2 separate regions of the Homo sapiens genome follow, and region 1 is linked to region 2. Evidence: read pairs that join two places in POLR2A ChIA-PET (ENCODE). Cell type or tissue: MCF 10A. All regions are shown on one strand. Links, peaks and the distances in the headings refer to the core of each region. The heading gives the core; the rest is flanking DNA.

Evidence for each region. ChIA-PET counts read pairs that join two places held together with the same protein. Peaks named below come from ENCODE experiments on the same cell type or tissue, not always from the same donor. Only the 100,000 strongest peaks of a DNase experiment are listed, where the experiment ranks them.
Region 1: POLR2A ChIA-PET joins it to region 2 with 5 read pairs; 5 of 35 experiments call an interaction of 5 or more read pairs at or near these places.

The regions. Positions count from the first base shown.
Region 1 is chr22:40,607,024-40,622,484 of GRCh38, reverse strand. All of the region lies in intron 1 of MRTFA (myocardin related transcription factor A), which reads left to right. Among named protein-coding and RNA genes, the nearest start is that of MRTFA, 22 kb to the left of the region's middle. RefSeq lists a silencer at 366-660. In MCF 10A, for the core only: no CTCF peak of the experiment used is centred there; no DNase peak of the experiment used is centred there.
Region 2 is chr22:40,442,270-40,457,730 of GRCh38, reverse strand. The region is part of intron 4 of MRTFA (myocardin related transcription factor A); the gene reads left to right. Among named protein-coding and RNA genes, the nearest start is that of MRTFA-AS1, 72 kb to the left of the region's middle. RefSeq lists a silencer at 1,778-2,001. In MCF 10A, for the core only: no CTCF peak of the experiment used is centred there; a DNase peak (open chromatin) is centred at 7,900.

The DNA.
Region 1 (15,461 bases), core at 7,110-11,109, 160 kb before region 2:
TTTGAGATGGGAGTCTCGCTCTGTCACCCAGGCTGGAGTGTAGTGGCACCATCTCGGCTCACTGCAACCTCTGCCTCCCAGGTTTAAGTGATTCTCCTGCCTCAGCCTCCCGAGTAGCTGGGATTACAGGAGGCCACCATCATACCTGGCTAATTTTTATACTTTTTAGTAGAGGCGGGGTTTCACCATCTTGGCCGGGCTGGTCTTGAACTCCTGACCTCGTGATCTACCTGCCTCAGCCTCCCAAAGTGCTGGGATTACAGGCGTGAGCCACCGCGCCCGGCCCCAAAATTCTTAATTTAATCATGCCTGCAAAGACTCCTAGCCCTTTTTGCTGTAAAAGGTAACATTCACAGATTCCCGGTATTAGGCTATGGATATCTTTTGGGCCATTTTTCAGCCTATCATAGTCTCTTCTCTGCTCGTCTGTTCCACAGGCAAAATACACCCATCTCATTCCAACATCCCCAAAAGTCTCAACCCATTGCAACATCAACTCAAGCCCGAGATCTCTTCTGTCACCAACTCTGAAGTTTAAAGTCTCATTATCTAAATCATCTGTTATCTGTTCCCAAAATACACTGGTCAGACATGTATAGTGTAACAGTTATAGATAATTCCGGTTTCAGAAGGGAGAAAATGCAAGGAATAAATGGGTTACTGGTACTAAGTAATTTCAAAATCCAGCAGGGAAAATTTTTATTATGTTTCAAAGCCTGTGAGTAATTTTCTTTTACTCGAGACTCTGCCCTCTGAGTCTCTGGCTCTAGCTTCTGCTTTCATAGTTATCCTTCCTTTTTCTTGAAGAGAAGCATATATTTGCAACTGAGTAGAGTTTTTGCCCACGGTGTTTAAAAATTGTGTTAAAATTTACCATCGTAACCATTTTTAAGTGTACTGTCCAGTGGTGTTAAGTACATTCATATTGTGAAACCATCACCGCCGTTCATCTCCAGAACTCTTTTTATCTTGCAAAACTGAAGCTCTATACCCATTAAACAATGACTCCCTGTTCTCCTCTCCCCAGCCCCTGTGAACCACCATTCCCTTTTCTGTCTCTATGGTTTTGATTACTCTTAAGTACTTCATACAAGTGGAACCATACAATATTTGTCTTTTGTGACTAGCTTATGTCACTTAGTATAATGTCCTCAAGAGTCATCCATGTTGTAGCATGTATCAGAATTTTCTTTCTTTTTACGGCTGAAAGAGTAAAGAGTATTTTTATTAGCCTGATTGCTGCATGTAGAATTTTGGTAGTCCAACATCTTTCAGTCTTCTTCTTCTTTTTTTTTTTTTTTTAAAGACAGAGTCTCGCTCTGTCACCCAGGCTGGAGTGCAGTGACACAATCATGGCTCAATGCAGCCTCCATCTCCTGGGGCTCAAGCAATTCTCCTGCCTCAGCCTCCTGAGTAGCTGGGGCTACAGGCATGCACCACCAGACTTGGCTCATTTTTTGTATTTTTTGTAGGGATGGTCTCATTTTGTTGCCCAGGCTGGTCTTGAACTCCTGGGCTCAAGCTATCCTCCTGCTTTGGCCTCTCAAAGTGCTGGGATTACAGACGTGAGCTACCACATCCAGCCAACAGCCTTCCTTTATTTCATTCTTTATTTGTCCTTTCAGTCCAAGTTGACAGTGTTTCTGCTGATATAACATTGTTAGAAACCTTGTGGGTCTCCTATGTATATTTTGGGGGTTCTTGTCATTAGACAAGAGGGTTCTCTATAGAGCTTTTCTGGATAATCCCATCTCCATTCCTACCTTCTGCTTATGGTTGGCTGAAGGAATTCATGAGTCACACTCCTGATCCCTTCAGCATGACTAAGAGGTTGTCCTGCAACATGCTTGACTTTCTCTCCACAGCATGCTTTTCTTAACAGTGAATTTCCTAATTTTAACATATTTTGTTGGCTGGGTGCAGTGGCTCATACCTGTAATCCCAGCACTTTGGGAAGCCAAGCCAGGTGGATCACCTGAGGTCAGGAGTTCAAAACCACCCTGGCCAATATGGTGAAACCCTGTCTCTACTAAAAATACAAAAAAAAAAAAAAAAAAAAAAGACTGCATGTTGTGGCTCACGCCTGTAATCCCAGCACTTTGGGAGGTTGAGACGGGTGTATCACCTGAGGTCGGGAGTTCGAGACCAGCCTGACCAACATAGAGAAACCCCATCTCTACTAAAAATACAAAATTAGCCAGGCGTGGTAATGCATGCCTGTAATCCCAGCTACTCGGGAGGCTGAGTAGGAGAATCACTTGAACCTAGGAGGTGGAGGTTGTGGTGAGCTGAGATCGCACCATTGCACTCCAGCATGGACAACAAGAGCAAAACTCTGTCTCAAAAAAAAAAAAAAAAAATTAGCTGGGTGTGGTGGTATGCGTCTGTAGTCCCAGCTACTCAGGAGGCTGAGGTGGGAGAATTGCTTGAACCTGGGAGACGGAGGCTGCATTGAGCCAAGATCACGCCACTGCACTCCAGCCTGGGAGACAGTGAGACTCTGTCTCCAAAAATAAATAAATCTTTTGTGATCCAGGTAAGCTGAGAATTTCCCAAATCATCAAGTACTGATTTCTTTTTTTTTTTTTTTTTTTTGAGACGGAGTTTCGCTCTGTTGCCCAGGCTGGAGTGCAGTGGTGTGATCTCGGCTCACTGCAAGCTCCACCTCCCAGGTTTGCACCATTCTTCTGCCTCAGCCTCCTGAATAGCTGGGACTACAGGCTCCTGCCACCACGCCCAGCTAATTTTTTTGTACTTTTAGTAGAGACGGGGTTTCACTGTGTTAGCCAGGATGGTCTCGATCTCCTGACCTCGTGATCCGCCCGTCTCGGCCTCCCAAAGTGCTGGGGTTACAGGTGTGAGCCACCGCACCCGGCCAATTTCTTTTTGTTTAACATTTCTCCTATTAATTTTTCCTCTTATGTTTTACTGCAAATAACAAGAAGAAACCAGGCTGTACCTTCAGTATGTTGCTTGGGAATCTAAATTTCCAAATTCCTTGCTTAAAAATTCTGCTTTCCATACAACTGTTGGACACAATTTAGCTAACCTTTCTGCTACTGTAAAACGAGGATCGTCTTTCTGTTAGTTTCCAATAACGTGTTCCTCATTTCCTTCTGAGTGCTTGTCAAGAGTACCTTTAACATTCATATTTTTACCAACATTCTGTTTATAAAAGTATATGTACTCTATACAACAACACAGATTTTCTCTACTTTAGTTTTCACTTCCTGTGAGCCACCACACTCAGCCCTTAAAGCCTTTCAGTGGATTGAATCAGGCCCATCCAGATTATCTAGGACAGCCTCCTTTATTTAAAGCCAAGTGATTATGAATGTTAGTTACATCTACAAAATACTTTCACAGCAACACTTCAGATTAATGTTTGGTTGAATAATTGGGGACTGTAGCTTAGTCAAGCTGACACATAAAACTGACCATCACACCATCATTATTATTTCTTGCCTGGATTATTGATATATATATATATATTTTTAATTATTATTATTTTTATTTTTATTTTTGAGAAGGAGTCTTGCTGTGTCACCCAGGCTGGAGTGCAGTGGCGCAGTCTTGGCTCACTGAAACCTCTGCCTCCTGAGTTCGAGATTCTCCCACCCCAGCCACCTAAATAGCTGGGATTACAGGCGTGAGCCACCACACCCAGCTAATTTTTGTATTTTTAGTAGAGACTGGTTTCGCTGTGTTAGCCAGGCTGGTCTTGAATTCCTGACCTCAAGTGATCTGCCTGCCTTGGCTTCCCAAAGTGCTGGAATTAAAGGCGTGAGCCACCATGCCCGGCCTGCAATATCTTCTTTTGAAGTGCATTCTCTGCTTCTGCCCTTGATTTCTTATTATCTGTTCTCCAGTTATTAATAGTAGCTAAAGTCTGTTTCAAGATCTGCCACTCCTCCCTTTGCTTACTCTGTGGCAACCCCATTGGTTTCCCTGCTTTTCCTGCATCTGCCAGGTCTTTGTGCTTGCTGTTCCCTCTACCCGAAATACTCTCTCCCTTCGCATGGTTTACTTCCTCACTTTTTTCAGATGTTTGCTCAGATGTCTCCTTATCAGAGAGGTTACCATATATAAAAAAGTGGCCAGGCCTGGTGGCTCATGCCTGTAATCCCAGCACTTTGGGAGGCCGAGGCGAGTGGGTCACGAGGTCAGGAGATTGAGACCACCCTGGCTAACACGGTGAAACCCCATCTCTACTAAAAAAAAAAAAAAAAAAAAATACAAAAAATTAGCCAGGCGTGGTGGCGGGCACCTGTAGTCCCAGCTACTCGGGAGGCTGAGGCAGGAGAATGGCGTGAACCCAGGAGGTGGAGCTTGCAGTGAGCCGAGATTGTGCCAGTGTGCTCCAGCCTGGGCAACAGAGCGAGACTCCGTCTCAAAAAAAAAAAACAAAAAACAACCTTACTCCTCAATCCCTGGCATTCCCTACTCCCCTTATCCTGCTTCACTTTTCTCCAGAAGACTTATTACCACTTGACATTCATCTGTTTGTTGTCCGTCTCTTCCCACTAGATGATCGTCTGTACAAGGGCAGGGACTTTGTCAATTTCTGTATCCTCAACACCAACAGTACTTGGCATGTAGTAGGTGTTAATAAGTACTTTTTGAATAAATGAATGAATGAATGAATTGAATTCTTATTTTACCTCTCAAGTGGCATTTGACATAGTTGATTTTTTGTAGGACATTATTCTCCTAATGGCTAGGCCATTCTTTCTTTCTTTTTTTTTCTTTTTTTTTTTTGAGACAGAGTCTTGCTCTGTCGCCCAGGCTGGAGTGCAGTGGTGAGATCTCGGCTCACTGCAAGCTCCGCCTCCCGGGTTCATGCCATTCTCCTGCCTCAGCCTCCCGAGTAGCTGGGACTACAGGCGCCCGCCACCACGCCTGGCTAATTTTTTGTATTTTTTAGTAGAAACGGGGTTTCACCGTGTTAGCCAGGATGGTCTCGATCTCCTGACCTTGTGATCCACCGGCCTCGGCCTCCCAAAGTGCTGGCATTACAGGCGTGAGCCACCGCGCCTGGCTAGGCCATTCTTTCTACCACACCTGCCATTTTTTGTCTCTTTTGCTAGCTCCTTTTCAATTTGGCCTCCGTTTGTGAGATTTTCTCAAGACTCAGCCTTAAATCCTTTTGTTTTCTCTCTCTGTAGGAGACCTCATCCAGTCCCATAGCTTTAAATAACATTTACATGACAATGATTCCCAAATGTGTATCTTCATCATTTTGCCTGTCTGCCTCCCTGCCCGCCCTCCCTCCCTCCCTCCCTCCCTCCCTCCCTCCCTCCTTCCCTCCTTCCCTCCTTCCCTCCTTCCTTCCTTCCTTCCTTCTCTCGTCTCTCTCTTTCTTTCGTCTTGCTTTTCTTTTCTGGGGTAGAGGCTCACTCTGTTATCCAAGCTGGAGTGCAGTGATGCCAGCTCAGGTCACTGCAACCTATGCCCCTGGAGCTCAAGCAATCCTCCCACCTTGGCCTCCCAAGTAGCTGGGGTTACAGGTGTGCACCACCATGCCCAGATAATTTTTGTATTTTTTTGTAGAATATTTTTTGTTTCACCATGTTGCCCAGGCTGGGCTCGAACTGCTGGGTTTAAGTGATCCGCCTGCTTCAGCCTTCCAAAAGTGCTGGGATTACAGACGTGAGCCACTGTGCTCAGCTACTCCATCTTTTTTGAATGTTAGTCACTTTCTATCTCCATTGGGATGGCTCACAGACATCTCAAATTTACATTCCAAAGTGAACTCTTAATCCTCATTTCCTACTGCTAAAGTTGCTCTGGCTCCAACGTTCCCCATTTCTGTAAATGGCACTTGTGTCTACCTTGTTAACATAAGTCAGAAACCTGAAGGGGAATCTTTGGCATCTCCCTTTTCCTCCTCACGTCCATTCCATTATCCATTTCTGTTGATAATCACTCCATAAATATTACCTCATTTGTCACCTTCTTATCTCTGCCACTAAAACTACTCTAGCTAGTCTAAGCCACCCTATTTCCAGTTAAACCAATTAAATAAATGCTTAATTGGTTTTCTTCCGTCCGTCATTCTCTCTAACTCCCTTCAGTCAATTCTCCACACTGAAGCCAGAGTTTTAAAATGCATATCTAATCATACCATGCTCTTTCCTCTTCCCTCAAGCCTTTTGCTCTCTGTAGGCTCCAAGCAGGTGCCTTAAATGAATGGTATTGGGTATATCATGGGTTTTAATAAAGAGTGGTAGGAACTGTGGCAAATTGAAGAGTACATGCTCTAAGGTATCCACTTGTTAGTTCTAGTATATTGTTGGCATGAAGGAGTGTAGACTTTGAATTGCTGATCTTCTGATTTCTTTTCAAAAAGAAGCCAGAAGTCTGGAATTTTTAAATTGTGAATTTTCTTTATTTTAAAATGTTGATGAACAATTTAAATTTTAAAAATGTGTATACTTAGGGATAAATCTGATAAAAATAATGAAATAATAAACTTAATGAAATAATTAAATGAAAATATTGGCCGGGTGCAGTGGCTCACGCCTGTAATCCCAGCACTTTGGGAGGCCGAGGCGGGCAGATCACTTGAGGTTAGGAGTTCAAGACCAGCCTGGCCCACGTGGCGAAACCCCATCTCTACTAAAAATACAACAATTAGCTGGGCATGGTGGTGGCCATCTGTAATTCCAGCTACTCGGGAGGCTGAGGCAGGAGAATCACTTGAACTGAGGAGACAGAGGTTGCAGTGAGCTGAGATTATGCCATTGTACTCCAGCCTGGGTGACAGAACCCTGTCTCAAAAGAGAAAAAAAAAAAAAAGAAAAGAAAATATAGGACCTTTTACACTGAAAATTATAAAACATTGCCAAGAGAAGTTAAAGAAGACCTAAATAAGTGGAGATATACCATCTGCATGATTTGAAAGACCCAATATTGTTAAGCTGTCCAGTCTTCCCCAAATAATCTAAAGATTGTGTCTTCCCCAAAATCTCAGCAGGACTTTTTGGGGAGAAATTGACTTTCTGAATCTAAAATTCACATGGAAATACAAGGGACCTATAATAGCCAAAACAATTTACAAGAGGAAGAACAAACAAAATTACTTGATTTCAAAACTTGTTATAAAGCAAGAGTAATCAAGACAATGCAGTATTTACCAGTCATTGGAACACCATAAAGAGTCCAGAAATAGATACATACATATATAGTCAATTGATTTTCAGCAATAGCGCAAACATAATTCAGAAGGGGAAAGTATAGTCTTTTTAACAGCTATTGCTGGAACAAGTGGATATTTGTATGTAAAGAAATGAACCTCAATCCCAGTCTCATATGATACATAAAAATTAATTTGAAATGGTTTGTAGACCTAAACATACAAACTAAAAGCATAAAACTTATAGGAGAAATCATGGGACTAAATCTTTGAGACCTTGACATAGGCAGATTTTTTTTTTTCTAGCACGTGTAAGGAGCACTCACCATAAAAGTAAAAATTGATAAATTGCACTTTATTAAAATTAAAGCCTTCTGTTCTTTAGAAGACACCATAAGAAACTAAAAAGGTAAGCCACAGACTTGGGAGGAAATATTTACACATGCTATATATATCCAGAATATGTTTTAAAAAACTTTAAAAATTTAATAATATGACAAATGGCCCAATTAAAAAATAAGTAGAAGACTTGAATGGACATTTCTTAGAAGAAAATATTTATGGGCCAGGCGCTGCAGCTCATGCCTGTAATCCCAGCACTTTGGGAGGCCGAGGCAGGCAGATCACCTGAGGTCGAGAGTTTGAGACCAGCCTGACCAACATGGAGAAACCTCGTCTCTACTAAAAATACAGAATCATTTGGGTGTGGTGGCTTATGCCAGTAATCCTAGCTACTTGGGAGGCTGAGGCAGGAGAATCCCTTGAACCCAGGATGCGTAGGTTGCAGTGAGCCGAGATCGCGCCATTGCACTCCAGTCTGGTAACGAGAGCGAAACTCCGTCTCAAAAGAAAAAGAAAAAATATTTATGAATGTCCAAAACATGTAAAAAGATACTCAACATAATTGCAAGGGAAATATAATATTTTTTTTTTTTTTTGGAGACAGGGTCTCACTTTGTCACCCAGGCTAGAGTGCTTTGGCGTGATCATAGTTAACTGCAACCTTGACCTCTGTGGCTCAAGTGATCCTCTCACCTTAGCCTCCCAAGTAGCTGGGACTACAGGTGGGTGCTACCATGCCTGGCTAACATAAAATTTTTTTATTTTTTTTTATTTTTTATTTATTTATTTATTTATTTATTTTTTTGAGACAGAGTTCTGCTCTTGTTGCCCAGGCTGGAGTACAATGGTGTGATCCCGGCTTACTGCAACCTCTGCCGCCTAGATTCTAGTGATTCTCCTGCCTCAGCCTCCCGAGTAGCTGGGATTACAGGCATGCGCCACCATGCCCGGCTAATTTTTTTGTATTTTTAGTAGAGACAGGGTTTCTCCATGTTGGTCAGGCTGGTCTCAAACTCCCAACCTCAGGTGATCCGCCCGCCTCGGCCTCCCAAAGTGCTGGGATTACAGGCATGAGCCACCACGCCCGGCTTATTTTTTTATTTTTTGAAACAGGGTCTCCATCACTCAGGCTGGAGTGCACACGATCCCGGCTCACTGCAACCTTTGCCTCGTGTGTTCAAGCAGTTCTCCCACTTCAGCCTCCAGAGTAGCTGGGACCATAGGTGTGCGCCACTACGCCTGGCTATTTTTTGGGTATTTTTTGGTAGAGATGGGGTTTCACCATGTCAGCCAGGCTGGAAAAATTTTTTTTTTTCTAGAGACAGGGTCTCTCTGTATTTCCCAGGGTGGTCTTGAATTCCTAGGCCCAAGCAATCCTTCTGTCTTAGTATCCCAAAGTGTTGGGATTACAGGCACGAGCCACCATACCTGGACAGAAATACAAATTAAAACCACAGTGAGACAGCATTTTATTCCCATTAGAATGGCTAAAGTTTAAAAAGATGGACAGTTCCAAGAATTGGTGAGAATGTAGAGCAGTAGTTCAGGCCTGTTGCTTGTAGGAGTGTGACATGGTACAGCCACTTTGGAAAGTTTGTCAGTTTCTTACAAGGTTAGATATATACTTATTCAATTTAGCAATACTACTCTTAGGTGTTTGTTACCCAAGAGAAATGAAAACATACAGTCAACAAAAAACCATGTGAATGTTCATAGCAGCTTTATTCACAATAGCTGGAAAAATTGGAAACAACCCAAATGCCATCAACAGGTGAATGGATAAACAAGTTGGATAAATAAACAATGGATTACTACTTAGAAAAAAGAAAGGAATGAATTATGGATACATGCAGCACTGTGAATGAATCTCAAAAACATGTTGAGTGAAAGAAAACAAAAGAGAACTTACTATATGATTTCATTTATAAGAAGTTCTACACTAGGCAAAACTAACCTGTAGTCATAGAAATTAGATCAGTGGTGATTAGATGCAGTAAGGGTGGAATATTGACTGCAAAGGATATGAAGAGTGATGGGAATGTCCTTGTTATTGTTGTTTTTGGGCCAGGGTCTTGCTCTGTCACCTAGGGTGGAGTGCAGTGGCATGATCATGGCTCACTGCAGGCTCGACCTCCTGTGCTCAAGTGATCCTCCCACCTTAGGCTCCTGAGTAGCTGGGCAGCCATGCACCACTATACCCAGCTAAGTTTTAAACATTGTTTTGTAGAGACAGAGCCTTACTATGTTGTCCGGGCTGGTATCAAACTCCTAGCCTCAAGTGATCCTCCTGCCTTGGGCTTCCAAAATGCTAGGATTACAGGTGTGAGTCACTGTGCCTGGCTTATGGAAATGTTTTTTTTTCTTGATTGAGATTGATGATTTATGAGAGTATACACTTATCAAAACTCACTGAAACTGTACACTCAAAATGTGTGCTTTTTATTGTATGCAAATTATACTTCAAAGTTGATTAAAAAGTACTCTCCAGGTCAATACTCTGTGGACTAAACAAAAAACGTTTGCGTGCCAAATTTGATTGAGGTAGCCAGTTCTTAACAGCTAATCTACACTGCCACACATGTGTGTACTGTAAGAGTGCCTGACTTGTAATAGGTCCTCACATTTCTGTTGAATGAATGAGTGGCTGAATAACGTACCTTCTTGCAGCCCCATTGCAGGAAGATAGTTCATCCTTCATTCTCTTGCCGTTTCCTAACTGCAGTCATTTTAGAGAGTTAATTTTTTTTGGTTTCTCCTGGAAGTGGTCTCTTGAGTATGCATGAGATCATTCATTCATTCAAATAGTTACTGAGTATCTACCATATGTATTTACATTGCCTAAATAAAGTACTTGCTCATTGTGAGGAATTACACAAATGTCAGTTGATTATATATGAAATTTACATTTGACTTATAAAAGCAAATGCTGGATAAGCTGTTCTTAGAATCTGTTTCAACTACCATTTCTTTGGTTTTTGCCTTTGTACTCTGCTATCTGTGGAAAAATAACATAGGCTTAATAACAGACTCTGTACATAACTTTTTAGATGAGAAGAAGCAAAAACATTTCCACATATTCTGGTATAGCTATAGAAATTGTTTTTGTTTTTTTTCTTCCTTTCCAGTTAGAGTCTGAGCAATGAGTGGACTGACTTAATTTAGTTGCTAGAACCAAATTGCTTCTTGGTCTTGTAGTTAGTCTATAGCTGTGTACCATCTTCATGAAATCTGATTATGACTAATGTAGACTTTTATAGGTCATCAAGCAGAATTAGTCTGTTTTTCTTCAAACAGAACTTTAAAAATTACTGGTTATCATTCTGTACTGATAATTGTCATTTCTCTAACCTTGGTCAAGCTGCCCTGAATTCATGGAACAGCTTTCCTGTCCCATGCTCCAAACTCCTTGCTCATTGTTAAAGTTAGCATGAGTCTAAACTCCTTTGGGAAACAGCTCTCTTTGGGCAGGGCGCAGTGGCTCATTCCTGTCATCTCAGCAGTTTGGGAGGCTGAGGTGGGAGGATTACTTGAGGCTGGGAATTCGAGACCAGCCTGGGCAACACAGTAAGACCATGTCTCTACAAAAAATTTAATTAAAAAAAAAAGCTGGATGTGGTGGTTTGAGTGCCTTTAGTTCTAGCTACTTGGAAGGCTGAAGCAGGAGGATCACTCGAATCCAGGAAGTCAAGGCTGCAGTGAGCAAAGATTGTGCCACTGCACTCCAGCCTGAGTGACAGAGCAAGACCTCTAAAAATAAAAAGTAAAAATAGGCTGGGCGCAGTGGCTCACGCCTGTAATCCCAGCACTTTGGGAGACCAAGGTGGGCAGATCACTTTAGGTCAGGAGTTCGAGACCAGCCTGGCCAACATGCTGAAACCCCTTCTCTACTAAAAATACAAAAAATCGGCCGGGCGTGGTGGCACACGCGTGTAATCCCAGCTACATGGGAGGCTGAGGCCGGAAAATCACTTGAGCCCGGGACATGGAGGTTGCAGTGAGCCGAGATGGCATCACTGCCTGCCAGCCTGGACAACAGAGCAAGTCTCTATCTCAAAAAAAAAAAAAAAAAAAAAAAGTAAAAGAAAACAACTCTCTTTGGTGAACACAAATGAATCATCCAATCTCAAATTTGTTTTCAGACTCACCTCTTCCTTTAATGCCCTTCTATTATTTCTCTTTTTTTTTACTTATTTTTCCCTCCAAGACTTTTTTTCCCCTATTTATGTCATAGTGTCACTGGGGTAGTAGTTGCGCCTAATTGATATATTTTCTTTCTTATGTATCTAATATATCTATGCCAAGCAAGTTTAATAAAACCAGGAAGATTGATGGTGGATTCCTAGTATGAAGCTGAATAATATGTGTTTAGAGTCCATAATGGATAAAAAGTACAATACTTGAGATACTGTGGACCTAGGTCTTTTCTCCCCCACTTTTTCTTGGCACATTCCCCTGAAAAGGAAGCCAAGGAGATTAAGAGCTGCTTCTGTCTGATAATAGCTCAGAAATTTAAGAGGAGGCAGTTCCTACAGCAGCAATCTGAGTCCAGTAAGAGAGCTTAATGAACTGCCTTTACCTGTACAGTAGTCAGTTTGTCTCTGCTGAGACATCAGAGGAACTGAGAGAAATTTAACAGGAATATAAGAATGAGGAAAAAAGAGGCTGGGTATGGTGGCTTATGCCTGTAATCTCAGCATTTTGGGAGGCCGAGGCTGGTGGATCATCTCAGGTCAGGAGTTTGAGACCAGCCTGCCCAACATGGTGAAACCTTATCTCTACTAAAAATATAAAATATTAGCTGGGCATGGTGGCAGGTACCTGTAGTCCCAGCTACCCGGGAGGCTGAGGCAGGAGAATCGTCTGAACCCAGGAGGTGGAGGTTGCGGTGAGCTGAGATCACGCCACTGCCCTCCAAGCCTGGGCAACAGGGTGAGACTCTGTCTCAAAAAAAAAAAAAAAAAAAAGAGAAAAAAAAGAAACAGACATTTGGAATTGCATGTATGTGTAATCTTGATAGTTTAATTTGGAAAGATCTATTTATCCTCTTTACTCTGATTAGAACTGTTTGTACTTACGCTCAAGCTAGAATTAATATATTAAAGAGGACATACGTTTATCTGCCTTTCAGAATATATTATTTCAAATACCTGTTATCTTTGATGGGTTTACTTTTTTTTGAGGTAGAGTCTTGCTCTGACTCTGAGGCTGGAGTGCAGTGGCGCAGTCTCGACTCACCACAACCTCCGCTGCCCGGGTTCAAGCAATTCTCCTGCCTCAGCCTCCCGAGTAGCTGGATTACAGGTGCCCTCCACCATGCCTGGCTAATTGTTTGTATTTCTAGTAGAGACAGGGTTTCACCATGTTGGCTAGGCTGATCTTGAACTCCTGACCTCAAGTGATCCACCCATCTAGGCCTCCCAGAGTGCTGGGATTACAGATGTGAACCACCGTGCCCAGCCTAAAATCTTGGTTAGTCATTTTTCACTATCAAAAATTTAAAGTGTTTTTTTTTTTTTTTTTTTTTTGTTAAAGAGACAGGGTCTCACTCTGTTGCCCAGGCTGGCAGTGATGCAGTCTTAGCTCACCATAGCCTCAAACTCCTGGGCTCGAGTGATCCTCCCGCCTGAGCTTCCTGAATAGCTGAGATTACAAATTCAAGCCACAATATCTGACTAAATGTACTTTCTGGCTAAATGTAATTTTTTTTTTTTTTTTTTGAGAAGGAGTCTTGCTCTGTCACCCAGGCTGGAGTGCAGTGGTGTGATCTCAGCACACTGCAACCTCCACCTCCCAGGTTCAAGTGATTCCCCTGCCTCAGCCTCCTGAGAAGCTGGGACTACAGGTGTGCACCACCACAACCAGCTAATTTTTTGTATTTTAGTAGAAATGGGGTTTCACCATGTTGGCCAGGATGGTCTCGATCTCCTGACCTCATGATCCGCCTGCCTCGGCCTCCCAAAGTGCTGGGTTTATAGGCATGAGCCACCATGCCCAACTAAATGTAATTTTATATTCCTACCAACAACGTAAAGGGTTCCAGTTTCTCCACATCTTTACCAAAACTTGTTTATTTGATAACAGTCATTCTAATGGGTGCGATGTGGTAATCTTACATTTTTAGTATTTTCATATATAAGGGATAACATAGTGCTGCCCCTGTGGTTATTATCACATTACTGTGTTCCCCCTGCCAACAAAAAAGTACCTCATATTGAAGTACTTTTATTTTTATTATGCAGAAGAGCAGGGACCTTGTCCATCTTCATCACTAGTATCCCTAGGGCTCAGACAGTACCTGACACATTATACTTGCTTAGCAAGTATTTGAATGAATGAATGAATGGAAAGTAGGGAGGCATGGTGTAGTGGTTAAGACCAAAGACTTTGGCATCAAACAGACCTGAGGTTGAGTCCTGGTTTCCTCATTTGTAAAATGGATTTGATAGTGCCTCCCTCATAGGATTGTGGTGGGATTAAATGAGGTCACATCTACAGCACCTGGTGCACTGTAATTATCCCATAAGTGGCAGCTATTATTTAAAAAGGTCACCTGGCCAAAGGGGCATCAGTAGACTTGAAGTTTAAAATTTTTCATCTGTCACTAATCAGCTACGTAATACTGAACAAATTGTCTAACCTCTCTGGGTCTGAGTTGTTTCCTCTGTAAAATTAGGACCTTAAGTTAGATGACAGGCCGGGCATGGTGGCTCATGCCTGTAATCCCAGAACTGTTGGGAGGGCTAGGCAGGTGGATCACCTGAGGTCGGGAGTTTGAGACCAGCCTGGCCAACATGGTGAAACACCGTCCCGTCCCTACTAAAAATAAAAAAGTAGCCGGGTGTGTAGTCCCAACTACTCGGGAGTCTGAGGCAGGAGAGTCGCTTGAACCCAGGAGGCGGAGGTTGCAGTGAGCAGAGATTGTGCCACTGCACTCCAGCCTGGGCGACAGAGTGAGATTCCGTCTCAAAGAAAAAAACAAAAAGATGACCCCTGATGGCCTGTCTATGATTTTCATTTGATCCTTACAGTTGTTACTGTATTAACTGAAGGAATTATTACCATGACAATCTCAACTTTAATTATATTGGAGATTGTTAATCCCAAAGTCTAAATCTCAGAAGCATCTAAACAATAGAATTGATGTTAAAGAATTTTTCTGAAGCAAAAATCATTCCATTTCAAAAGTTAAACAATTGGAACAGTTGAAGAATAGTTTGCCCTAGTGTGGAGTGTTTAATAATGATGTAATGTGCCAGGCTATGTATGATTGCTTAGTGATCATAGAAATGGATGAATGCAGATTGTAATGCAGATTGCACTGATGGCTAGGTGGTTTTGCTGAGTTGTGTTGTGCTCAGCTGTTGGGAAGGCTTGCTTTAAGGATACCTTTCTGTCCATGCTATGGTGCTGATTCGTGGAGGAAATAAAATAATCCTTAAGAGAAGATTTCTGATTTTTGATATGTAGCTTGTTGTGTACCTGTTGTTCTTTTTTTTTTTTTTTTGAGACGGAGTCTCGCTCTGTCGCCCAGGCTGGAGTGCAGTGGTGTGATCTCAGCTCACTGCAAGCTCCGACTCTCAGGCTCACGCCATTCTCCTGCCTCAGCCTCCCGTGTAGCTGGGACTATAGGCGCCCACCAGCATGCCCTGCTAATTTTTTGTATTTTTAGTAGAGATGGGGTTTCACCGTGTTAGCCAGGATGGTCTCGATTTCCTGACCTTGTGATCTGCACTCCTCGGCCTCCCAGAGTGCTGGGATTACAAGCGTGAGCCACCGCACCCGGCCTTGTGTACCTGTTGTTCTTAGCAAACGTGACACCAGGTATGCAAACTCATTCTGGCTGGGCTTTGAGGGCAAGGAGGTTATGGCTTCACCCAGCACAGTTACTTGTTTTTCATACAAATAACTTTGAGCAGATAGTGGAAGAAACTAATTTTCTATTGTGTATCTGTTTTCTGTTAGGCACTGTTAGGTGCTTTCATGT
Region 2 (15,461 bases), core at 5,700-9,699:
CAGTAGTAGAAAAACCTTGAATAACACGTGAGGAAATAATTATTTTTGTCGTATAGATCTTCGAAGACCTTGCTCTGTCTTCTTGACAGAGCTTGTTTTTTTCATTTCTAATGATGTTCCTGTGCACCCATAGCAGAGTTAAAATTTCTTCTTAAAAGTGCCAGGATTGATTACTACGGTCTCTCTCTGTCTGAAGTTGCATATCTCTCTCTCTTTTTCTTTCTTTCTCTTTCTTTCTTTCCTTCTTTCTTTCTTTCTTTCTTTCTTTCTTTCTTTCTTTCTTTCTTTCTTTCTCTTTCTTTCTTTCATTCTGTCTCTCTCTCTCTTTCTTTCTTTCTTTTTCTTTTCTTTCCTTTCTTTCTTGACAAAATCTCACTTGCTCTCCCAGGCTGGATTGGAGTGCAGTGGCGCCATCTAAGCTCACTGCAACCTCCGCCTCCTGGGTTCAAGCGATTTTCTTGCCTCAGCCTCCCAAGTAGCTCAGATTACAGGGACCGGCCACCACGCCCAGCTAATTTTTGTATTTATAGTAGAGACGTGGTTTCGCCATGTTGGCCAGGCTGGTCTTGAACTCCTGACCTCAGGTGATCTGCCCACCTCAGCCTCCCAAAGTGCTGGGATTACAGGCGTGAGCCACTATGCCTGGTCCTGCAATTCTTAATGATGTTTTTGTTATTTGTAACTTGGGAATCGTTAACTTACATTATTCTTCACCAAATATGCAACCTAGGTTTCAACATTCTTTTTCCTGAGTACATGTGAATCAAATACATTTTGGTAAAGCTCTTTTAAAACTAAATTTTTTAAAAAAATGGATTAGATTGTGACTCACTAATGAGATGTTCAGGATTTAGTAACCAGTAGACAGAATCTAGGACCTTAGGCTAGCCCAGTTTGTGCAGAGATGACAAAAGAAATCAAAGGATACAGAGACTTCAACTTATTTTATGATAGGCTGAGCCGATACAGTAACAGTAATGGTGATAATAAAGATATAAAATGAGCCAAAAGAAAACTTTTTAAAATTTGTTTATATATATTTTTGAGACAGGATCTGGTTCTGTTATCCAGGCTGGAGTGCAGTGGCGCAATCTCAGCTCACTGCAACCTCTGCCTCCTGGCCCAAACCATCCTCCCACCTCAGCCTTCTGAGTAGCTGAGACTACAGGTGCGGGCCAGCACGTCCAGCTAGTTTTTGTATTATTAGTAGAAATGCGGTTTTGCCATGTTGCCCAGGTTGGTCTCAAACTCTGGGCTCAAAATGATCTGCTTGTCTCGGCCTCCCAAAGTGCTGAGATCACAGGCGTGAGCCACTGCAACTGGCCTAAGTTTAATTTTATTTATTGAACAATCCCCGAACCAGAATAGGTGCAGAGAGGCTCCCCTGAATCTTTTAAAATAGTATTTTTTTTTTTTACAGAAGTTTCAGTTTCACAGCAAAGTTGAGCAGAAGATATGGAGATTTTTCATATACCCCCCTGCTAAAAATTATAAGTAATTTTTCATTTTTTAGTTTTTATAGCCCCTGGAAAGATAAACCAACTTCCTAAATCTTCAGTGTTTCTCGTAATAAGACCGGAAGGGGTTATGATTTGACATTGTCACTATCAGGCTATCTTTATTAAATACTTGGATGGGCTGAGCCTGGTGGCTTATGCCTGTAATCCCAGCACTTTGGGAGGCCGAGGCCAGCCTGGTTACCATGGCGAAACCCAGTCTCTACTAAAAATACACACACACAAAAATTAACCAGGCGTGGTGGTGCATGCCTGTAGTCCCAGCTACTTGGGAGGCTGAAGCAGGGGGAATTGCTTGAACCTGGGAGGTGGAGGTTGCACCACTGCACTCCAGTCTGGGCGACAGAGTGAGACTTCATCTCATAAATACATACATACATACATACATACATACATACATACATACATACTGGGATACCATGGGATCTTTTTGTTGTTGTTGTTGTGTCCCCCAACTCCTGTTGTAATCTCCAACATCCTCTGCCACCCCGACACCCTGTCATCCTGCTGACTCCCACTAACCCCACTCCTCACCCTCCACTCCATATGTTTTTTTTTTTTTTTTTTTGAGACTGCATCTGGCTCTGTCACCCAGGCTGGAGTGCAGTGGCGCGATCTCGGCTCACTGCAAGCTCCGCCTCCCGGGTTCACACCATTCTCCTGCCTCGGCCTCCTGAGTAGCTGGGACTACGGGCACCCGCCACCATGCCTGGCAAGTTTTTTGTATTTTTAGTAGAGACGGGGTTTCACCGTGTTAGCCAGGATGGTCTCAATCTCCTGACCTCGTGATCCGCCCGCCTCAGCCTCCCAAAGTGCTGGGATTACAGGTGTGAGCCACCGCACCCGGCCGCCATGGGATCTTTTCTCCAAGTTATGAATTCAAAAGAACTAGGTGCTAGACCAGCCCTGTCCAATAGTATGTTAAGTGAAGATAGAACTATTTCTATAAGACTAACCATTAGCCGCATGTGCTGTTGAACATACTTGAGTTGAAAAACTGAATTTTAATTTTTATTTAATTTTAATTAATTTAGATTTAAATAGGCACATGTGGCTATTCTAATTAAATAGTCACATTTGGCTAGTTGCTACTGTATTAGAAAGTGGAGTTTTAGGCCAGGCACAGTGGCTCACATTTGCAGTCCCAGCACATGGTGAGGCCAAGGCAGGAAGGTCTCTTGAGCCCAGGAGTTTGAAACCAGCTGGGGCAAGATAGACCCCCATCTCTCCAAAAAGTTTTTAAAAATTAGCCAGGCATGATATCACATGCTTGTGGCCTTAGCAACTTAGTAGGCTGAGACAGGAGGATGGCTTGAGCCTTAAACCCAGAAGGTCAAGGTTGCAGTGAGCTGTGTTCATGCCACTGCACTCCAGCCTGGATGACAGAGCAAGACCCTGTCTCAAGATAAATACACAAATATATACATACATGCATACGAACAAAAGAAAGAGAGTCTTAGACCTTGCTCTGTTACTTAGGAGTTAGAAGACTTTGGGCAACTCAGTAACTTTTCTGAACTCCCAGTTTCATATAGTTGGGATAATAACCCATCTTAAAGGTTACTCACAGAATTAGTTACCCATGGAGTGATAACTTACCCACAGAGTGAGTTTGGAGATCAAATGAGATGATGTATTGTTCGTGCTTTTGAAATGTAGGAAGTAATATTCTCATTTAAGAATGGAGGAGCTTGGATCCACCATCTTGATGTTGTGACTATGAAAGCAGCTTTAATATACACACACACACACACCTACCTCTAAGTTATGTCAAAACTAGTATTTAGGAATGCAACTGGGCTGGGTGTAGTGGCTCATGCCTGTAATTTCAGCACTTTGGGAGGCCAAGGTGAGTGGATTGCTTGAGCTCAGGAGTTTGAGACCAGCCTGGACAACATGGCGAAATCTAATCTCTACAAAAAATACAGAAATTAGCTGGATGTGGTAGCAAGTGCCTGTAGTCACAGCTTAGGAGGCTGAGGCAAGAGGATCGCTTAGCCTGGGAGCTGAGATTGTGCCACTGCACTCTAGCCTGGGCAACAGAGTGAGACCCTGCCTCCCTCACACCCCCACCCAAAAGGAATAGGAACTGTTTTCCAATAAATACAGTTCTTAATTTTACTTTCTTTCCTATCAGTGGATTAAAAGACAATTGCTATAAATTGTTAGAAATCAAAGAACCACTAGTCAGCATGGTACTACTCTGTTAAGATCATTCTCCTTTTGGTCATATATTAGCAGGACTATCATTTTATGAGCTTGCCCTCTTCCTGGGAGTAGATGTTTCTTTTTAACCTCTTTCTCTTGAAAGCAAACAAACAAGTGGCTGTGTTAGAAATGTTTTTAAATTTCTGGGCAACTTACCAAGAGACAGAAATGTTTACCAGTGGGAATGCAGTAGTGATTCCAGGGCAGATGAGGGTCTGGTTTGAGAGTGATCTGTCCTCCATCCCCACTCCTATTTTTTTTAACAATTTTTTTTTTTAACTAAAATTGTAGGTTTCAAGAAAATAGCACTTGTTTGCTTTTAAGTGGAGTGTTACACTATCAAAGACATTAAGTCTCAGTGGATACTTCATCAGTGAGTGAGTTTGGGTGGGGACTAAGGCAAGGGCAAATCCTCTCTCTCTGGGCCTTTATCATCTCTCATACGCTCTAGTCCATTTGGGAGTTACTGAAAGCTCTGTGTGATCATCTCTCAACTGCTGCCCCTGTGTGTCAAAGAAGTTTGGCTATGATCCACCCAGTGCCCCTTTCCAATAGGAGCCCAGAAAAGGCTTTCCCCAAACCTTGCAGTTGGCCCTCTGCCCCAGTCCGGTCAGTGCCCTCGGACTCCCGCTTCCGTCAGAGCTCAGTTGCAGGATATGGTGGTGTAACCCATTTGGTGATCGTTTCCTTATCTTTTCATTCTTTAAGAGGCAGAGAACCCTACCTAGTGAGATGATGTGTCCTCACTACAGGAATGTGACTGTGTAATTGTAGTTGAATCCCTAGTTTAAGTTGCATTTGATAAACATCACAGTGAAACATGTTTTCCAGAAGTGAGGCTGACCTGATCCCTAGAGTTGAAGCTGAGAGAAAATTGTGTTAGGTATGTGGCTTCAGGAATCTTCTCTTTTATCACAGGAGAAGGCACATCAGTCCCAGGCATTTTACGTTGCATTTGTGTCAACATCCTTGTCTCGCTTCTGCTGTTGTAGAGTGTGTTTCTACCTCAGTGATCAGTGACTAGCATAGAACCTCCTTCTTGGCCAGTTGCCAACAAATCCTTAAATAATACTCTGCAGTGAGTGGTGTGTTCATGTTCTGAGTGTATTCATGGTTCGGTCCGAAGAAGAATCCAACCATGAGCTGTGTTGAATAGGCCATAAAAAGTAGTCGTCATCATTTTTTTTTTTTTTTTTTTTTGAGACGGAGTGTTGCTCTGTTGCCCAGGCAGGAGTGCAGTGGGGCAATCTTGGCTCACTGAATCCTCTGCCTCCTGGGTTCAAGCAATTGCCTCGGCCTCCTAGGTAGCTGGGATTACAGGCGCCTGCCACCCACGCCCGGCTAATTTTTGTATTTTTAGTAGAGACGAGGTTTCACCATGCTCGAACTCCTGACCTCAGGTGATCCGTCCACCTCGACCTCCCCAAAGTGCTGGGATTACAGTCATGAGCCATTGTGCCTGGCTGAAAGTAGTCTTTTTGATATGAGTTCTTGTTACAGTTTGATGTCTAAAAAGTACAGCAGGTGTTAAGTTTCATTAATAATTGGTTATTGAAGAATCTGAGATATCCAAGGCTAACTTCTTATCAAGAGTAAAAGAAGGTTATAACGTCACTTGTAGGTACTACTCAACTATTTTACCTGAACAATACACATCTTAATCACATGCCCAAGGGGAGTCCTGATAGATAACTGATGATGGTGGTGATTTAAAAGTCTTCAGGCCAGGCGCGATAGCTTATGCCAGTAATCCCAGCACTTGGGGAGGCCGAGGCAGGTGGATCACGAGGTCAACAGATCAAGACCATCCTGGCCAACGTGGTGAAACCTCTGTCTCTACTAAAAATACAAAAAATTAGCTGGGTGTGATGGCACGCGCCTGTCGTCCCAGCTACTCGGGAGGCTGAGGCAGGAGAATCACTTGAACCTGGGAGGCAGAGGTGGCAGTGAGCCGAGATCACACCACTGCACTCCAGCCTTGGCTACAGGGTGAGACTCTGTCTCAAAAAAAAAAAAAAAAAAAAAAAAAACCAAAAAAAAAAAACTTCAGCCAGGTGGGATGTTATTTGCAGGAGGGCACAGGTGACCTGGAATTTGTATTCTAAACAGATCACTTAGACGTATTGATTATGGGGACTTCAGAAAGAGGCAGTAGCTTTTTTAAAAAAATTGGTTTGCACTTTGCCAAAAAGTATACTGGAGTGAAAATAGACTGATCCAGGGTCTTAGACTGGGCTGTGGTATGAAAGCTAGATATAAACATGCCTGGCCTATGTCAAAGAGAAGCCTAGAAGGTCAGATTCAAAATATTTGACCACTGGTATGTTAACCTTTTGGAATTCCCTGTGTCGATACTCGTGCTAAATGAGATTGTGTGCTCACCTGTCTCAGTCTTGAGCCTCTTTGACCATCAGTGGGTCAAGAGCAGGAGACGCTGGAACAGTTTGCACTCTTGGGAAGGAAAAGATTGAGCATCCTGCGTCTCCACTTCTTACATTCATTCTTGGGAGTTGGTCTTCCTGCTGGTTTGGGTGGGGGTGATAGCCGGTGCCAAAACGGGTGGTGGCAAGCGTGCATACCAAAACAGGATGTGTATGAAGAACCCTTTATGACTGCTAGTTTGGATCGTTGCTTGCCCCAGAATATGCAGTCCCTTCTCCACACCCCGCCACCCAAATGCTTTCATTGATTCACATGAACTTAATTTTGGTGCTCATTTATCATGGTCAGTCTCTCGAACTGTTGACAACTCTTTGGTTGATGGTCTTTGTTAAAGGATTTTTGTAGGCATTTTTAGTGTGTCAGCTAAAAACAGAAAGACAAAAAATGGAAGTCAAGCCCGGTCCAATTAGCTCTCAGCATTTGACTCCATATACCTGCTGTTTCTTCCAGAATGGTAATAAAGGAAAAAAGCTACATCAGTAACAGCCCTTAAACTTAACATAGCTTCTAGCAGATGGCAAAGCACTTTCATTTTAATGCTAATAATTACCCAGTGCAGCAGTTAGTATAATTGCCATTTTGCAGATGAGGCTACTGAGCCTCAGAGGGGTCATGGGACTTGCTGTAGGTTACACGGGCACTGAAAGATAGGCAGACCCAATCCGGGTTTTCTGGCTACAAACCCTGTGCTAATTCCTGAAAGTCACAGTTTATACTGGTTCTTGTCCACATTGGAATTTTTGTGATGACAGCCTGCTATGCTTTCGCCAAAATTTCAACTTTAAAAAATCTTTGAAAATTGAGGAGGCTGGGTGTGGTGGCTCAAGCCTGTAATCCCAGCACTTTGGGAGATTGAGGTGGGTGGATCACTTGAGGTCAGGTGGTTGAGACCAGCCTGGCCAATGTGATGAAACCCTGTTTCTACTTTAAAAAAAAAAAAATTAGCCAGCTGTGGTGGCAGGCGCCTGTAATCCCAGCTACTTGGGAGGCTGAGGCAGGAGAATCACTTGAATCTGGGAGATGGAGGCTGCAGTGAGCCCAGATTGCACCACTGCACTCCAGGCTGGGCGACAGAGTTAGACTCCATCTCAAAAATGAATAAATAAATACACTATTAAAAAAAAAAAGAAAATTGAAAACAGCATCAAAGCAGGATCCATAGTTGGTGAGATCAGGTGGTGGAAGTGTCATTTGTAAGCGCTTCAGTACAAGTGCTTTCAGGTTGCTGTTCATTTGAAGGCCATGGGCATCTTTCTTCTTCTGTCATAATAACCCTTTGGTACATCAGAGGTTCTTGATTTCTTTTGTGCCATATATTCTTCATAGGGAATCTTCCACATCCTCTCAGAGTTGTCTAAGCAAGCACCTAAAATTCACATAGTTCCAGGGATCTATAGCTGCTCTAAAGTGGGTACAGTGTGCTCTAGGTTAAGAGATTCTGATCTACCCGGATATGGAATCCTAAGAAAAATCCTATCTAATGCTAGTGTCAACCCTTACATACCAGTGACACAGCCAACCTCTTCTGTCACTCAGTGTGTGAGGGACCCTCTCCATTCCCTGCACTACCAGTGAACCTCTGTGCTCCTCACCTTTTGGGTGCTAAGACCAAGGACTACATTTCTGTAGCTGCTTTCCATTGGGTGACTACCATGCCCCTGATAAAAATATCAGGGTGTGGAATCCATCCCATCTGAATTAAGCCCTAGCCAGGGTGTGAGGAAGATGGCAAAAAGCCCAGATTCTCTGACTCCCAGAAAAATATGCATTGCAATGATCCTGAAAGGAGTCCAGGAAATTAAAACTCTTTACCCACACAGCCAACAGAATTGACATTTTGAATCAAGCTATTGAGAAAATTCAGCAAGTCCTTCTTTACTAAGTGTAGTTTTAATCAGCACCTGGTATTAGAGAATAAGCAAATAAAATTCTTACTTTCTCACCTCTTCTTTGCCTTTGTTAGATTAGGGAAGCAATGTTTTCCGAATTTAGTGGCTTTAGCATTACCCAAAGAGCTTACTAAAGATTATTCTTAAGGCCTAGGAATCTGCATTCCAAGAGATTCTTGCACACCACAGACATTTTCATGCAAATGATTCTTGAACTACACTTGGAGAAACCCTGGGCTGTGGACTGCTGGCCTCTTTCCCCTTTTCATTTTTAGTGTGGCACAGAATATTTTTATTCTCTTCTTCCCAAGAGTTCTGAAGTAGAAGATTGCCCTGTCCCCATGATTCAAGAGTTAATGGCAAATTTCCGTTCTTTTCTTTTCTTTTTTTTTTTTTTTTTCTCGTTTGGAGACCGAGTCTCGTTCTGTCACCCAGGCTGGAGTGTAGTGGCGCAATCTCGGCTCACTACAAGCTCCGCCTCCTGGGTTCACGCCATTCTCCTGCCTCAGCCTCCAGAGTAGCTGGGACTACAGGCACCCGCCACCACGCCCGGCTAATTGTTTTTGTATTTTTAGTAGAGACGGGGTTTCACTATTTTAGCCGGGATGGTCTCAATGTCCTGACCTCATGATCCACCCGCCTCGGCCTCCCAAAGTCCTGGGATTACAGGCGTGAGCCACTGCGCCCGGCTGAGAGTTAATGGCAGATTTCTAAGACAGCTGACGCTTTTGCATATAAGATGACTGGGTACAGAAAAATTCTGAGCGTTCATCTCCAATGCTCGGAAAAGCCTGGCTTGCCTGCCTCTCTCATAGCTTTGTACCATATCGCTGGTCATTTTTGGCAAGTCAGTTAACTGCCTAAAGCTGTATGAGAAACTAATGCTAGGGCCAAAGGATGTGGCAAAAGACTCAGTTAACTTTGGATGGAGTTTGATTATACAGTGACTCTCTTTTCTGCTGTGCTGAAGGGAAAAGAAATAGGAGAATTTGTGCCCCTTTGACATTTTCTGAGGTTAGATCTGAAGCCTTCCCTGCTGTCTCATTGCCAATATTAGAGAAAATGACAAGGCAGCATTTATTTCCAAAGGAATAGCTAGGAAAAGATGGCCAAATGTGAAAGACTAGATTAAAATCACTGTTGTCTGTTATTTATTTGGTAACCCATCATGCATTTTGTTTCATCTTGGGGTTTTTTATTTAGAGACAGGTCTAGTTCTGTTGCCTAGGCTGGAGTGCAGTGGTGTGATCTTGGCTCACAGCAACCTTTGCCTCCCGGGCTCAAGTGATCCTCCCACCTCAGCCTCCCGAGTAGCTGGGATCACAGGGGTGTGCCACCACACCCAGCTAATTTATTTATTTTTTTGAGACAGAGTCTCGCTCTGTTGCCCAGGCTGGAGTGCAGTGGTGTGATCTTGGCTCGCTGCAACCTCCGCTACCCGGGTTCAAGCGATTCTCCTGCCTCAGCCTCCCGAGCAGCTGGGATTACAGGCGTGCACCGTCACACCCAGCTGATTTTTGTATTTTTAGTAGAGATGGGGTTTCACCGTGTTGGCCAGGATGCTCTTGATCTCTTGACCTCGTGATCCGCCCACCTCGTACTCCCAAAGTGTTGGGATTACAGGCGTGAGCCACCACGCCCAGCCCCAGCTAATTTTTTTGTAGAGATGGGGTCTCGCTAGCTTGAACTCCTGGGCTCAAGCAATATGCCCTCCTTGGCCTCCCAAAGTGTTGGAATTACAACCACACCGGGCATATCACACACTTCGTTTTCTATACTCCTTTACCTTCTGCCACCTCTTGATGAAATATATGTAAATAAAAAGATTTGGAATCAAAAGAACCAGAGTCTAGTGTTCATTCTGTAGTTGATTAGGATGTGATCTCAGGAAAGTCATTTCCCAACTGTAAAATGTGGAAAATAGTAAGTACTGAGAAGCTGAAGTGAGGTAATTTCTAACACATTGTGGAGGTTATTGGGGAAAACAAGGAGACCATTTTCAGCAAACCTGTTTATTTATGTTACCTCAGAAGCCTTTTTGTCAGTGTCAAGGTTCGCAGGCACCATTCTACTTTATTTCTTCTCATTATAGTTCACAGTTTTACAGGGTCCTGTGTGGCTTTGTCTCCCTGTGTTTCCACCCACTCTTCTTGTTTTCTGCCACCCTGGCCTCCTTGATGCCATGCAGGCAGGATCCCACTGAGAGCCTTTCCACATGCTGTTCTCTGCTTGGAGGGCTGTCTCCCAGAGGACTGCAGGGCTCACTCCCTTTTTTTACATCTCTCCTCCAATGTCACTTTTTTTTTCTTTTTTCTTTTTTTTTTTTGAAACAAAGACTCTGTTACTTAGGCTGGAGAGCAGTGGCTCAGTCTTAGCTCATCACAGCCTCAACCTCCTGGCCTCAAACAGTCCTCCTGCCTCGGCTCCCCCAAATAGATCGGACTACAGGTGCGCGCCACCATGCCTAATTTTTGTATTTTTCATAGAGACGGAGTTTCACTATATTGCCCAGGCTGGTCTTGAACTTCTGACCTCAAGCGATCTGCTTGCCTTGGCCTCCCAAAGTGCTAGGATTACAGGCATGAGCTGCCACCCCCAGCCAAATGTCACCTTATCAGAAAGTCTTTCCCTGACCACTCCATATAAAATGACCTCACCCCATCACTGTCACTTATAACTTGCTTTATAGTTCTTCATAGCATATACTGCCTCCTACTGTGTTACATGTTTGTTTTATGTATATCTTTCTTCAATTAAGTATAAGCTCCACGAAAACATGAATAACCCAACACTAAAACAGGGTCCGACACATGTAGGCTCGCAGATATTTATTGGAAGAATGAATGAGTAATGAACTGTTAGCACATCTGTAAGTAACCTCTTAGGGGACACATACCTCTGACTCCACTTTCTCACTTCTTATTCACTCTTTAATCTGTTGCAGTAAGTTTGTGCTTCCACCAATCCACTGGCATAGCTCTGAGACCACTGGCTATGTCCTAAGCATAAGTGATTCTCTGGAAACTTTATAAGCCTTATTTTGCCTGACTTCCCCACTGTTAGTGTCTCTCTGTCTTTCTGTCTACAGGCTTTTTCTTGAAGCTTACTTGGGGTAATAGCTTTGCCTCCTCCCCTCCTGCCTCTGTGGCCCTCCTCAGATTCCTGTGCTGGGTGGGCTCTCTTCATGCCTGTCCTTGAGTTCTGTGATTCTCCAAGACAGAACACAGTTTCTCCCCCACTTCCCTAAGTTTACTCGCCCTGGATCACCTGTCCAGGAGTGTTAATAGCACAACCATTCACCCAGTCACTCCAATTTGTTCTTTTAAGTGGCCTCTTGAACATTACTAGAGTGATCATAAAAATGCAGTCCTTGCTATTTTGCAATTTTATTGAAAAAATCAATTTTGTAAAAATCAGTTCAGACAAGGATCATCAGTAGATGCTAAAACTGTTATTAGGCAGTTAGTTGTGGGAAAACAGGATTTTCACGTGGCATCAAAATGATACCCCATAGATTATGTGTTAATTACAAAGACAGATCTGGTGTCACCTTTCAAACTTTTAGCACCATCACTGGTTATACAGCCTGATAACATATGCCCCTTGATGTTAAGAAGTACATATACCTATGTTTTCTTCTTGCCAAAAATGTTTAACCTAAATCTAATCATGAGGAAGCAAATTTAGAATACAGAACATTGTGCAAGACAAACAGCTTAGATACTTAAGTCAGTGTCATGAAAATGAAAAAGGTAGGGGTACTGTTCTAGATTGTGACCAAATTGACAACAACCAAATGCAGTGCATGATTCTTGATTAAATCTTGGGACCAGGTGTGGTGGCTCACGCCTGTAATCCCAGCAATTTGGGAGGCCAAGGCAGGTGGATCACGAGGTGAGGAGTTCAAGACCAGCCTGACCAACACGGTGAAACCCCGTCTTTACTAAAAATACAGAAAATTAGCCGGGCATGGTGGTGGGTACCTGTAATCCCAGCTACTCAGGAGGCTGAGGCAGGAGAATGGCTTGATCCCAGGAGGTGGAGGTTGCAGTGAGCCGAGATTGCGCCATCGAGATTGTGCCATTGCACTCCAGCCTGGGCAACAGAGCAAGACTCCGTCTCAAAAACAAAACAAAACAAAAAAAAACCCCTTGGCTTGGGGGAAAAATCTAAACAGCTATAAAAGAACATTTTGGAGGCAATTGAGGAAATTCAGATATGGACTGTAGGTTATATTGAATTAATTTTTTCAGGTGCGATAAAAGTATCTTAGTTATGTAAGAAAATGTCCTTATTCTTAGGAAATGCACACTGAAGAATTTAGGGGTAAAATGTCATAACTGATATCTGCAACTTTCAAGTGATTCCATAAGTGAAGAAAATTACGGTATATGAGAGAAAGAGAATAAATATGGCTAAAAGATAACTGGTCAATCTAGGTCAGAGTTATAAAGCTGTTCATTATTTGTTCTTTCAGTGTTTCTGTAGGTTTGAAAAGTGCAAAATTGAGGGAGGGAAGGGAGTTGTGAGAGTGTGTATGTTGGGGGTAATGAAATTAATATATGGCAGTCACCAGGTGTATTCTTGATAATTTTTATTTATTTATTTGAGACAGGCTCTTATTCTGTTGCCCAGGCTGGAGTGTAGTGGTGTGATCACGGCTCACTGCAGCCTGGACCTCCCCAGCTCAGGCGATTCTTCCATCTCAGCCTCCCAAGTAGCTGGGACTACAGGTGATTGCCACCATGCCTGACTAGTTTTTAAATTTTTCTGTAGAGTGGGTGCCGCCACATTGCCCAAGCTGGTGCCAAACTCCTGGCCTCAAGTGATCCACTGGCCTTGGCCTGCCAGGGTGCTGGGGTTACAGGTGTGAGCCACTGCACCAGGCCCTCATTTTTTTTTTTTAAAACATAAAACATCAAGTCAGAAGCAACTCCCCTGCCCACCTCCATGCAGTTCTGATTATATCCTTCCCTTGCCACATATCCCTTCTCTGATGAATGTGGTGGCTACACGTCGATCTCAGGATGCAATCCTTAATAGCACGTGAGAAATATCGTGCCATTTCCTTTGGGCTCCATGGTTTCTGATGAGAAATACGCTGTCATTCAAATTGTTTTTCTCTGACTGTAAAGATTTTTTCTTTTAGTTTTCCAAAGTTTAATTATGGCTTATGTTACTATAAATTTTTTTCCAGTTATCTTATTTGGGGTTTAACTTGGCTTGTTGAATCTGTAGACTTACATATCTTGCCAAATTTGGGAAGTTTTCGGCAATTAATGTAAGAACTGTTTCAGCCCCACCCTCTTTTTCCTCTCTTTCATCACTTCTGTGACACAATGTTAGATTTTTTATTAAAGTCTCACAGGCTCCTGGGGCTCTGTTCTTTTATTTCCCTTCTCCAGTCTCTTTTCTTTCTGTTGTTCAGATTAGGTATTTCTATTCTGTATTCTGGTTCACCGAATCTTTCCTTTGTCTCCTTTATTCTGCTGTAATATGTTTGTAATATGTTAGGAGTCTCTGTATGTTCTTTCCTGTTTTAGCTGACCCTTTGAATCTGGTTCAGTAGGGAAGGTGGGGATGGTGCCATCTCGTTATGACCAGGTGGAAATAGAAGTTCAGGTTCCTCATTTGGCAGCCACTGACATCTGAGTTGGTGGTAGGAGAGGGACTTCTCATTCGGGGCGAGAGTTCCAGCTCCCAATGTAGTCTGTATGCACACCATGGTGGGGGTGCATGCTGTTACCACTGGGCAGTGGCGAAAGTCATGGCTCTCCACCAGCCCTCCTCTGACATCATCCAGCAGGGACTGGGAGAGGTGCCTTATGAATGCCAGATAGGGAGGGGTGTTTGTTACTGGCTGGTGGGAATGAAAGCAGCTTCCTACTTGGCCCTTTCTGACACCACCCCAGCCAAGGGTATTGGGGCATCTCATTACACCCTTGCAAGGATGGAAGTCTAGATTCCTAACTTGGCCTTTAGGGGGAGGTGGGAATGAGACCACCATTTTTTTCTGTGGTATTTGGAGTAGAACAAGTATCTAAAAGTTTTCTGTTGTGCTGGGCTGCCCTTTCCTAATCCTTTGGCTAGAGAGAACATATTTTGCTAGGGCTTTTTTTTGTCTGTACCCATTGGCATTTTTGGGTTGCCAACATCTTCAGCTTTAAGCCTGGATATATGAAGCAGAAAAAAAAAGGGAGGGGGTGGGGAACTTACCACCATGTCTCTTTTTTTGGGTCCCATGGTCCCTAGCTAGTTCTCTCCACCTTACAGTATCTACTTTTGCTTGTTTCATATAGAATGTTCAGAGTTTTAACTAGTACTTAGTGACAAAAATACAGAAAAATGTCTACCCCATCTGAAGCAGAAGCCTCTACAGTAGTACATTAAGTTTTTTTTGTTTGTTTTTGTTTTTGTTTTTTTTTGAGACAGTCTTGCTGTGTCGCTCAGGCTAGAGTGCAGTGGCATGATCTTGGCTGACTGCAACCTCTGCCTCCTGGATTCAAGCAATTCTCCTGCCTCAGCCTCCTGAGGAGTTGGGATTACAGGTGTGCGTAACCACACCCGGCTAATTTTTGTCTGTTTAGTAGAGACGGGGTTTTGCCATGTTGGCCAGGCTGGTTTCGAACTCCTGACCTCAAGTGATCCCCCCCGACCTCGGCCTCCCAAAGTGCTGGGATTACAGGTGTGAGCCACTGTGCCTAGCCCATTAAAGTTCTTAATGGAGTGGGCCCAGCTTATTCTTCTAGCCACATTATCCTCACTTGAATTCCTTGGTTCAACCATATCAAACTACTTGTAGTTCTTTGAGCTTGCCTTGTTCTTTTATACCTTCATGTTTGTGTTCTAGTTCTTCCTTAGCCTCAGCTATCTCCCCACTCTTCCTTGTCTGGCTTTGGTGTTCCTATTCAATTCATTTACACACTGTTCCCCCAGGTTAAATTTTGCCTCTTTTGTCCTTTACAGCACCTTAAATTACCACTACTGTTTTACTTCCATCTTATATTTGTCTCTTTTCCCCACTAGACCATCATCTTTTTGAGGACTGGGACCCCATCTGTATATTCTTATCCTCAGTGACTGGCATAGTGCTTACTTAAGGGCTGCTTATTGGATACATGGATGGATGGGTGGGTGGGCGGGCAGATGGAGGGATGGATGGATGGAAATATTTCTAGTTTCTACCTCGTTTGTTAAATGGGTTTATTCCTATACACACATGTAGCCCTCATTGATGTTCTGTGTATATGCTCCCTGCTTCCACACTGGAAAAAGAAACCCAGCAGGCTTGCCTGAAAGAAGGGCTGCTTGGACTGTGGCACTCCAGTGACCTCTATTAAGTGTATTATGTTCATAGCCTTTGAGTTCCTCTGGTTACAGAATTGTTGGTGAGCTTCTGGCGTAT